Regions from separate parts of the Homo sapiens genome. Here region 2 is linked to region 1. Evidence: read pairs that join two places in POLR2A ChIA-PET (ENCODE). Cell type or tissue: OCI-LY7. All regions are shown on one strand. Links, peaks and the distances in the headings refer to the core of each region. The heading gives the core; the rest is flanking DNA.

The links. Peaks named below come from ENCODE experiments on the same cell type or tissue, not always from the same donor. Only the 100,000 strongest peaks of a DNase experiment are listed, where the experiment ranks them.
Region 2: POLR2A ChIA-PET joins it to region 1 with 5 read pairs; 2 of 35 experiments call an interaction of 5 or more read pairs at or near these places.

The regions. Positions count from the first base shown.
Region 1 is chr3:197,561,828-197,567,422 of GRCh38, forward strand. It overlaps a transcript of BDH1 not described here. Among named protein-coding and RNA genes, the nearest start is that of BDH1, 8.7 kb to the left of the region's middle. RefSeq lists an enhancer at 629-728. In OCI-LY7, for the core only: no CTCF peak of the experiment used is centred there; a DNase peak (open chromatin) is centred at 2,454; H3K4me3 peaks cover 237 bases.
Region 2 is chr3:197,239,866-197,245,460 of GRCh38, forward strand. All of the region lies in intron 4 of DLG1 (discs large MAGUK scaffold protein 1), which reads right to left. Among named protein-coding and RNA genes, the nearest start is that of MIR4797, 51 kb to the right of the region's middle. In OCI-LY7, for the core only: no CTCF peak of the experiment used is centred there; no DNase peak of the experiment used is centred there.

The sequences.
Region 1 (5,595 bases), core at 509-4,508:
TGCTTCCTGTCTTAAAAAAAAAATATTTATTTCATTTACTTTTCTTCTACCCTATACCTCCTTCCCCCTTTGCCATCTGCAGTACCAAAAAAATCTAGAGAAGGCTTCTAATGACTTGAACCCCTTTAAAGAATTCAGAACAAAGGGGCCACTCACCCCTTTTGGAGTGTTGTGTTTTCTCTGTGAAGTTTCAAGAGTCGTGGGCGGATTCTTCTTACATCTAAAGCTCTGTTTTCCTGTATTGCATGACCTGACCTCTTTGGCTTTGGGGGAACCAGAGATGACCTTGCACTGTGAGAGGATTTGACCTTGGAGCATGTAATGGCAGACGAGAACTACAAAGTTACGGGTGGCTGAGCACAGTTTACAGGAAGTGGTCTTGGCTGGTTTCTTTTCTTTTCTCTTCTCTCCTAGGAAATTGTTGTTTAAGGATCCTAATTCTAGTTCGGAGATGCATTCTAAAGGGTCTTATCTATTGCTTTTTCTCCCATAATTAATCTCAATTGTGTTTGTCTGTGTGCATTTGTCTGAGGAACTGAACTGTTGTTTTCATAGGCAAATGAGAAACTGAGTTTTCTGAGCTCCAAAGAGAAAGGACATTTGCTCTTTCCAGCGAAAGGCGTCCCTGGGTGACCAGGGGCCTCGTGGGAGCGTCTGGGGAGTTGACCCCCTGCAACATGCAGTGGCCCTGCAGGGAAATCCCCAGAAAAATTTAATTTTAAAAATGGGTCATCCAGGAAATGCATATAAGGGCTGATCACCTGGCATTTTGAGCCCTCTCAGAGGACATAGACCTCTGGAGAGAGAAGCTGAGATGCATAAGAGGCTGGAAACAACTCAGTGATGACACACTGTGGAGTCCTGCCCACAAGCAGCTCACATCGATCCATGCACAAAAACCCTAGGCCACAGCTCAATTCTTCCTTTTAAGAAAAAAAAAAAGAAGCAGGAAACAATCTGAGAATGAGGAGAAAACAAGGAGAATGACCCCCTTTAGAGCACCTTATTGGTTTTATGGCACCTCTATTTGCCAGAGTAAAATGGAAGTAATACAGTCTTTGTGCAAATTTACATTGAGGAAAAAGAGCCCTAAGGTCAACCTGCAAATTCTAGAGTTCCTAGTCCGTTTTTCTCTATTTTCCTTTCTGCCATGCTTTAAGTCTGCTGTTATTTTTCCACTGAGATAAAACCACTGTTTGGGTCTAATAGTTTTTTGGGTTTTTCTTGCAAGCTGGCAAATTTGTATTTATCTCATGGCTAAAGTACTGGAGTAAAAGTTATAGAATCTGTATGTGTGTATGTGTGTATGTACATGTACACATGTATGTATTTGAAGGCCTTTATGATAGATGTCTATAATTTTATGTCCAATTGTTAATTAAATTCATTTTAATTTCCCTCCAGCTCACCAGACTTTCACTTTGTACCTTACGAGGTAAATTTTGCTGTCTGACTTTTATGTGAGTTGTTTCCTTTAATATGCAAATTTAAGACTATTAGCTGACAAGAAGAAAAAGAAGACCCTTTAGAATGCATCTCTGAACTAGAATTAGGATCCTTAAACAACAATTTCCTAGGAGAGAAAAGAAGAATGAACAAGGAGAGTTTGGAGGTTAAAAGCAAGATGGAGTCAGTTAGGCAAATCTTTTTCACGTCTCTGTTATAATTTTGCAATGATGGTTCCATAACTTTAAATGATGACTATCACAGTTTTCATAAATCATCTAAAACAATTAAAATAATTAGGTGAATGTAATACTTGTAGACAAACTCATAATTTAGAATCTAAAGTTATATTAAATTAAGTAATAGATATTTCATTATATGGGTATTTTCCAATAAAAATATATTTGTAAGAAAACATTCTTTTTAAAAAGTGTGTCATTTTTAAAAAGATGAATAGTTTTTGTCTAATTCAAAGCTTATTTAAAGGTCATGTTTAAAACAATATAAAAGGAACCAGGAAAATAAAAGAGATGTAAAGAAAGTTATGGCTGGGAGCAGTGGCTCACACTTGTAATCCCAGCACTTTGGGAGGCTGAGGCAGGCAGATCACTTGAGGTCAGGAGTTTGAGACCAGCCTGGTCAACATGGTAAAATCCCATCTCTACTAAAAATACAAAAATTAGCCAGGCGTGGTGGTAGGCTACTGTAATCACAGCTACTTGGAAAGCTGAGGCAGGAGAATTGCTTGAACCCAGGAAGCGGAGGTTGCAGTGAGCTGAGATCTTGCCACTGCACTCTAGCCTGGGTGACAGCCAGACTTCATCTAAAAAAAAAAAAAAAAAAAGACAGTTATAAAAATAAAGAGGTTTTTTTTGGTAAGAAAGCTTAAAGATAAATAATTTCATATAAGAAAGAATCTTGTATGGTAAATTTAGTCCTAGAGTAAAATGACTGGTTGCTTAAGAAAGAGGGATGTTCAGGACAAACCAGAAAGTCCAAGCATGTCATGAACAGTCTGTGTAAGTCACAATAAGAGGATTTATTTTAAAAAAACCTATATGATCAAGTTGTCATATTATTATTAAGTTTTGGTTTGCTTAGGGAAAAAACTGAGATTAAATTTTTTTTTTAAGTTAAGGTTATTACACCCATATGTCTCTCTGTATGAGGTTTTAAAGTACTTGTGACATTTAGTTACAGGGCTTTGACTCCTGGGTGTAAAAAAGATACCAAGTCCTGCTAAAGTTTAAACACTGACAGCAATTAAAATCCCATCTTTAGTCTCGGTAGAAAATGCCAATCAAAATAAACTGCATTCCTGAAACACAGGGCCAAAAATTCAAGTCATTCAACTTTCTCAGGAAAGGGGCATGTGAGATTGTAAGAGCCAATGTTGAGAGATAAAATAAGTTCAGTTTCTCTATAAATTAATCATTAATGTCAAAGGCACACTGATGCAAGACCAGCATATGAGCCCATGTCAAATTAACAAGGTTTTTATGAAATATTAACCAACTCCTAAGTAAAGGTTATAAAGGTTATGAAAGGCTTATGGAAGTTATAGCTTATGGTCAAGATTAAAATTTTATAGATTGTTTATAAAATTTTAGAGAACAAATTTAATTGGCTTCCTGCTGTGTTTTGTTTTTTGTTTTGTTTTGTTTTTGAGATAGAGTTTCGCTCTTGTTGCCCAGGCTAGGGTGCAATGGTGCAATCTCCGCTCACTGCAACCTCCACCTCCAAGGTTCAAGCGATTCTCCTGCCTCAGCCTCCCTAGTAGCTGAGATTACAGGCATGTGCCACCACGCCTGGCTAATTTTGTATTTTTAGTATACACAGGGTTTCTCCATGTTGGTCAGGCTGGTCTCAAACTCCCAACCTCGGGTGACCCACCTGCCTTGGCCTCCCAAAGTGCTGGGATTACAGCCATGAGCCGCCGCACCCAGCCAGCTTCCTGCTGTTGTTACTAGGGCTTATTGTTTGGAAAATTAGCTCTCTTTTCTCAAAGAGAAGGTTTTTGCCTTTTTTTTAAATCCTTGAGTTATCACTTTGGTCAAATGAATGACTTATTTTACAATAACCTGTGATATCAAGTGTTCTAAACCTTTGATATTTGATAACCTTTCCAAAATCAAATTATAAATTATGTCTTTTTCTGCTTGAATTAATCCTTTAAGATATTAGGTTTCCTGAAGTCCAAAATGACATAATTTGGCTTATTTGGTATAAAAATCATACAGGAAACTTTGTCAAATATGAAATGGTGTTTGGCTTTCTTTGGGCTGTATTTATATAAATATGTTATTGGTATGTGTTCCAAAATCATGGGAAACTCCTATAATTTTGATATGACTTAATGTACATTATCAGTAATAATTATAATTGTTATGTTAAATTGTTGCTGCCACAGAGATAAGTTTCTTTGTCAGTTGTGTCTTTGACTGTGGCTGCCTTAAAACCTTTTGTCATCCACAAACAATTGTCTTGTTTTGGTCCTCCTTAGAAAGTGGTTTTATAATCAACTATAGAACTCTAACAGGTGTTCCTAGATGCAAGTTTCTGATAACTTTGGAGATTGGAACATTAGAATAGAGAAAAAAACTTTCAGGACTCTCATGGAGAACTGAAATGTTCATGAATGTCAGAACAAAAGCTAACTGCGTGAGCTGATCTAATAAAAGACTAAAGTAATCTTTTAAACTTTTTGCTTAAAATGTTGCTGATCCTTTGTTTTGTTTTTCAGATACAAGAAAACGTCTTTTAAGCTATTTACAGCTTTTAACAATTGAGTGAAGTATACTTCTATGAACAAAATTTAGACCATATTTGTTTCTGTCAACCTGATTTCTCCAAAATTTGGGAACTATGTGTGAGTATTCTTATGACAATACAGTTATTTGCATAAGTGCAATAAGAATCTGTTTTCATTTGTAACAGGACACAATTGGAGAAACTGGTTATTTTACTAAAGTTTTGACTGGAATGGTGTGCTTTCCTTTAAGGATTCAAAATTGACTTATGGAGGCAATAAAAGCCCATTGGATAAACTGCTGTGATACCTTTGTCTACACAGCCATTGTAAAGGGTTCCTGATGTGTCATAAGTAAAGAATGTCACTTTCTGACAGGCCCAGGAGCCCCAAGTTTATCTTGGAACCTCAAGAGGAAAGGATCACTCAACTCATAGGTACCTGATGGCACAAATCCATAGCTGGGCTCAGCTTTAAAAAAATGTCTTATCTGAGATTCCTTCTATGGAACAAAGTTCCATCAAAGCCAATTTAAAAGCCTATGTAAAAAAATAATTACTCTGGCTGCATTGTATACAAATAATTAGGCCAAGTATAGTAAAGCAAACCAGTCCTACCATGATTTTTCTTTAGTACAAACGGGAAACTGAAGAGAGAAACATTATGATTCAAAACTATAGTACAGCAGTTGTTAGATTCTAGTCTTGCCTAACGTTTCTTGATTTTTATTATTTTTTAAAGTTTGAACTGAATTCTAATTTTTCTTGGCTCCAAGTCTTCAAAGTAATTTTTGTTACTTTGTTTTCAATTTTTTTCTTCTTCTTTTCCCATTTTTCCTAATTTGGAGTCACTGAAAACTGAGCTGTGCTTTCATAAAGCCCCACAAACTGAAGCTAGACAACCTTCAGAAGAAAATAATAGCAACCTTATTTACATACATTAGCCACTTTCATACCTACCTACTGATGTATAAACTTCAGAGTAATGTGGCCTATATCGATTTTCCAGGATTGTTCTTTTGTTTGTTGTTGTTTTTCTACCTTCTTCCCCCTGTTTTCTCTTCAAAGGACATGAGACTTCACAACCTTCTAAATATGAGCTTTCCTAATAACTTGGGACCTACCTATCTAGGAATAAACCATCCTAGCCATGAGACACCAGATGAAACCTGGGACGAGGGACTCATTTTCTCCTAAAATGCTTTCTCCAAAAGATTTTAAAAAGAAAAGGAGGGAAACGTGAAAGGAAGATAAATCTTGGGGTCCCAAAATCACTAAGCTAAGGGAAGAGTCAAGCTGGGAACTGCTTAGGGCCAACCTGCCTCCCGTTCTGTTCAAAGTCATCCCTCTGCTCACTGAGAAAAATGCATATCTAATTGCCTCCTTTGGAAAGGCTAATCA
Region 2 (5,595 bases), core at 1,082-5,081, 320 kb before region 1:
GCAGATGGTGAAAGAATTGGACTTCCACATCCATGATGTCCCTCCCCTCATTCTGGCCAGCACCTAATGGGCAAAAAATTTTCCCACAACTCACTGTTTCTACACTGGAAAAAGTGAGACTGAGATATAACTCATGCTTCCCCATCATCTAATGTTCTCTGGCAGGAGACTGTCCCTTATCTTAGCCCACAGGATGCATCTCAAATGCCAGAAGGGAAAAATATCCCTGCGGATAGGCAGAAACAAAAAAGGGAGGCAAGACTACCATCTCCAGCTCTGGAAATTCTACTGTAACTCAGCCAAGCAAGACACTGAATCAGAGTAGATGTTCATTAGATGTTCATCAACACCATCTGTAGAAGGTTTATTGTACAGGTCCCCTGGGCAGGAACTCCTAGCCAGCATTCCCACACTACTGGGACATCCCCTTTGGAATCTCCCTCATTCGGGAAGAACAGTGCTCTGGTTCTTTACTAGAACCTAGGTGAACCTGGGCTTAAGGTAACTAGAGAGAGCTAAAAAGGAGGCAGCAACCTAACAGTAAAGAACTTCTAAGCAAATACATCCAGTAAAAACCAAAACAAGCCAGACAGAGAAGGCTGAATAAAACAGCCACAACAAACAACAGAAAACAGGTACCCATGATCTCCCCAAATGGACAAAGCAAGGAACCAATAACTGACACTAATGAGATAGTGATCTATGAGCTCTCTGACCAATATTCAAAGTAGTATTTTTAAGAAAACTCAGTGATCTCCAAGATAACACAGAAATGCAATTCAGAAATTTATCAGGAAATTTTAAAAAGAGATTAAAGTAATTTTTTAAAATTATCCAAGTCATAACACCAAAAGAAAAGAAAAGAAAAAAATCAAACAGAAATCTTGGAACTGAGAAATACACTTGCTGAACTGATTCATTAGAGGCTCTTGACATAAGAGAGGATCAAGCAGAGTAAACAATCATTAGGCTCAGAGACAGGCTATGAAAACACACATAGGAGAAAAAAGAATGAAAAGCAACAAAGATTGCCTATAAGATATAGAAAATTACCTCAAAAAAAAAATGTAAGAATTATTAGTGTTCAAAGAAAGTTGAGCAAAAGCATGAGGTAGAAAGCTTATTCAAAGAAATAATAGAAAACTTTCCACAACTTGAGAAAAATGTAAATATCCTAGTACAGGAAGGTCAGAAAACACATTTGACCCAAATAAGATTACCCAAAGGCATATAATAATCAAATTTGAAAAGTCAAAGACAAAGAGAGGATCCTAAAAGCAGCAATAGAAAAGAAACAAATAACATATAAAGAAGCTCTACCTTGTATGACAACAGACTTCTCAACGGAAACCATACAGGCCAGGAAGGGACAGGAACATTTTTAATGTGCTCAAAGAAAAAAACCAAAACTACCATCCAGGAATATCCTTGTCCAGCAAAATTACCCTTCACATATGAAGGGGAGATAAAGACTCCCACACAAACAAAAGCTAAGAGAATTCACCACCACAAGACTCATATTACAAAAAAAATGCTAAAAGGAATTACTCAATCTGGAAGAAAAAAACACTACCATGAAAAATAAAACAAACTAAAAAAACATTTGAAGGTGTAAAACCCACTGGTAAAATTATGTATACACAAAAAACCCAAAATACTTTACTATTGTAATTGTGGTATGCAATCCACTCACGACTCTAGTATTATATAAAGCCCAAAAGATAAATCTATCAAAAACAGTAACAGTTACAACAACCTGTTAAGTGGCAGATAATATAAAAATAGATAAACTGAGACAATTAAAAGCCTCTAATGAATTCTTAGAGGGAGGGATGAAGTTAAATTGTGGAAGTTCTTTCAAATTTTCCTTTGTTTCTATTCTTTTGTGATCTAAGATAAGTTGTCAACTCTTTAAGATAATTTGTTATTTTTTTGTAAACCTCATGGTAACCACGATGCAAAAACCTATAACAAATTCACTAAAAATAAAAAGCAACACATTAAAACATACCACCAGAGAAAATCTCTTAACCACAAGAAAGGAAGAGTTACGAAACAATCAGAAAACAAGCAACAAAATGGCAGTAGTCTTTACTTATCAATAATACTACTGAAGGTAAATGCACTCAGTTCTCCAATTAAAAGGCAAAGAAAGAAACAAGACCCAATTCCATGCTGTCTACAAGAAACCCACTTCACCTATTAAGATACACATACATTAAAAGGGAGGGAAAAGATATTTCATGCAACTGGAAACCAAAAAAGCTCAGGAGCAACTATGCTTCTATCAGATAAAGTGGACTACAAATCAAAGACTGTAAAAAAAAGACAAAGAAGGTCACTATATGATGATAAAGGAGTCAGTCAATTCAGCAAGAGGATATAACAATTATAAATATTCACCCATCAGAGCTCCCAAGTATATATAAAAAAATTAATACATCCAAGGGGATAGACTGCAATACAATAATAGTAGGAGACTTTAATACCCTACTCTCAGAAATGGACAGATAACCCAGACAGAAAATAAACAAAGAAACACTGGAGTTAAACTACAAACTAGACCTAATAGGCCTAACTGACATTTACAGAACATTCCACCCAACTGCTGGAGAATACACATTCTTTTTATCAGCACATAAAACATGCTCCAGAATGGACCATTATCATAGGCCATGAGTCTGAACAAATAAAAAAAAAAATAGAAATCATATCAAATATCTTTTCTGACCACAAAAAGAATAAAAATACATATCAATAAAAAGAACCTCAAGAACTTCAAAAACGTATGGAAATTAGACAACATGCTCCTGAACAATGAAGAAATTCAGAAGGAAACTTAAAAACTTGAAACAAATGAAAATGGAAACACAACATACCAAAGCTATGGAATACAGCAAAAGCAGTATTAAGCAGGTTTATGGCAATAAACACCTGCATCAAAAAAGTAGAAATAGGCTGGGCATGATGATTCATGCCTGTAATCTCAGCACTTTGGGAGGTCACAGCAGGATTGCTTGAGACCAGGAGTTCAAGATCCTGCAGTCTGGACATGCCTGTAGTCCCAGCTGCTTGAAGAATTAGGCAAGAGGATGCCTTGTGTTAGAAATAAGAGCTCAGAGTTGCAAAGAAAATGAGCACTCAAACAAAAGACTTCTCAGCAAGGCAAATTTCAGAAGGGTGCTGCCTGCGTTAGTTACGATCGCAAGAGCACACCAAACAAAGGAAAGCAGGGGTTTTTATTCCCAATGCCGTTCCTGTTTCTGTGTCCTCCCCCAGTTAATTAGGGTAGGACCACACAATCTAAACTGATTCCGACTGACTAGATTTAGCATTTAGAAAAGGAAAAAGAACCAGGAAATTCATTGTTTGAACCTAACAACTTCGAGTAAGGCGGCATGGGTCAGCTACAAGGTTGGTGGATGGAGGCATGCCTGGGCCTGTTAAAGGCAGGAAAAACTACTTATGTAATAGAACAAAGGAAAAGGGGGGTGAAACCCTTTGAAGAGAAACTGTTTGTTCCTAACAATTTTCCCCTCTTGAATTTACACACTTTCTTCTTCAAACTTACCTAACATGACCTGACTTTGCTGTTCCTCACTGTCTAGAAGTAAAAGTTTGTTAAACTAGGGTGGAAAAGAAATCAGGAAAGTTTCAGTAAGGGCTGTTGTAATAAGTCTTTCAACTAATAGGGATGAAGGTACAACACTGGGTTCCTATCATGACACAGACTCCACCTCTTTTTTTTTTGCTAATATCATACCTAGCGCCATCCTATTTTCCCAGACCATTTGGCTAGTAGGCCCTAATTGTTGAGCTATTCTTTTAATGGCATTCCTAGTATAACTGACAAATCGTTGTTGGTTATAGTAGATATAATTTATCCAATCTACATTTTTATTAATTGTTGACCACCAGAATAACATGGACTCAGACCCTGCAGTTATCTGATTTCGGGCTTTAAATTCATTTCGTACCCCTCGTGGGACTCCAACGGCGTCTATATAAACATGAGAGTCAAAGGACCCACGAGGGACATCTCTTGTTTTACGATGTTTTATCTTTTCTGGTTGATGAAATGCCAGAGTGAAAGGGATATCCAATTGGATCAGAGTGCAAGTGCCGCTCCAGTTACTTGGCAGAGTATCCAGTAATAGTCCACCACAATACCATCCTACATTTGCTTGGGGATGAATAAGGGGAGACTGATTAGTAAGCTCCTGGAAGGGCTTAAGCTCACTGCATCCCTTTAGGTCTCCAAGAAATGCCAAGTTTTCCCCGTGTTGTGAGAGACATGAGGTAAAACTGGCATGGGGAAATGGAAGCTTGATGGCCCTTGGGGGCTGACCCGCAGGGTGCTGGACTTGAGGGAATAGCAGAGAGGGAGCTTGGCATAACTTATTACCCCAGGATGTGAGGTGTTGGAAGGGAACTACCATACAGTTCATGCCTGGTAGACTGGAGGACCATTCGAGTGGAAAGGGGACAATCTGGGCCTTTGGCCTGCTGTGCGCACAAGCATAGCAATCATTTTTGTTTAGAGTGCAGACAGAATATTTAATCCATTTCAGCCAGGCATTTGCATCTCGGTACCCTGTTTCAATGATTAGGTTTGTTTTAGATCTTTTACCTCTACGACGGCCACTTTGGTTTTGTTACTGGGTGAGGAAAGGATAATTGTCTGACAGTAGAGAGGGGAAAGAAAAAAAGGCACTATAAGAGGGTTAAGCTTTTTTTTTTTTATCTTTAGCTTGGTAGGAATTGGTCTCGGAACAATAGCGCATGACTTTGAAGATGGCGATGCTTTTTTGACTGGGGTATGATGGGTCTGCATTTTTTTGTTGTTGTTTGGACTGCAGTCTTGGTGGTTAGAAGCACGAGATAGGGTCCTTCCCAAGCTGGTTTGAGTTTTCCTTCTTTCCAGCTTCTGATGAGAACATCATCCCCAGGCTGATGCTGATGTGCTGGGAACTCCAAGGGTGGCATCTGTACTAAAAAGCCTTTAGCTTTGAGGGAAGAGAAAGTGGAAGAGAGACCAAGTACATAGCTCTTGAGAAACTGACTTTTAGTTTCAAACGTAGGAATGTCAACAGTGAAGTGTGAGTAAGGCAGCCTATACAGCATTTCACAAGGAGATAAGCCAACTTCTTTCTGAGGGACAGTTCGGACCTTTAATAAGGCAATAGGAAGGCACTTGGTCCATGATAATCGAGTTTTTAAAACTAATTTGGTTAGATGGCTTTTTAGGGTTTGGTTCATTCTTTCTACTCTTTCTGATGAAGGTGGGTGCCAGGGGGTATGGTATTCCCACTTTATTTCTAATATCTGGGCTAGCTTTATATTGTCATGTGCAGTGAAATGGATTCCATTATCTGAATCAATGTTTTCTATTAATCCAAACTTGGGTATAACATTTTCTATGAGTGTCTTAACTACATTGTTGGTGGTTGCACTTGAAAAAGAAATTGCATTTACCCAGTGAGTAAGGTGATCTACTATCACCAGTAGATACTTTAGGCGGCCTGTTGGGGGTATTTTGGTATAATCAATTTGGATACTTCGGAGTGGCCTTAATCTTGGGTTTCTTCCTCCAAG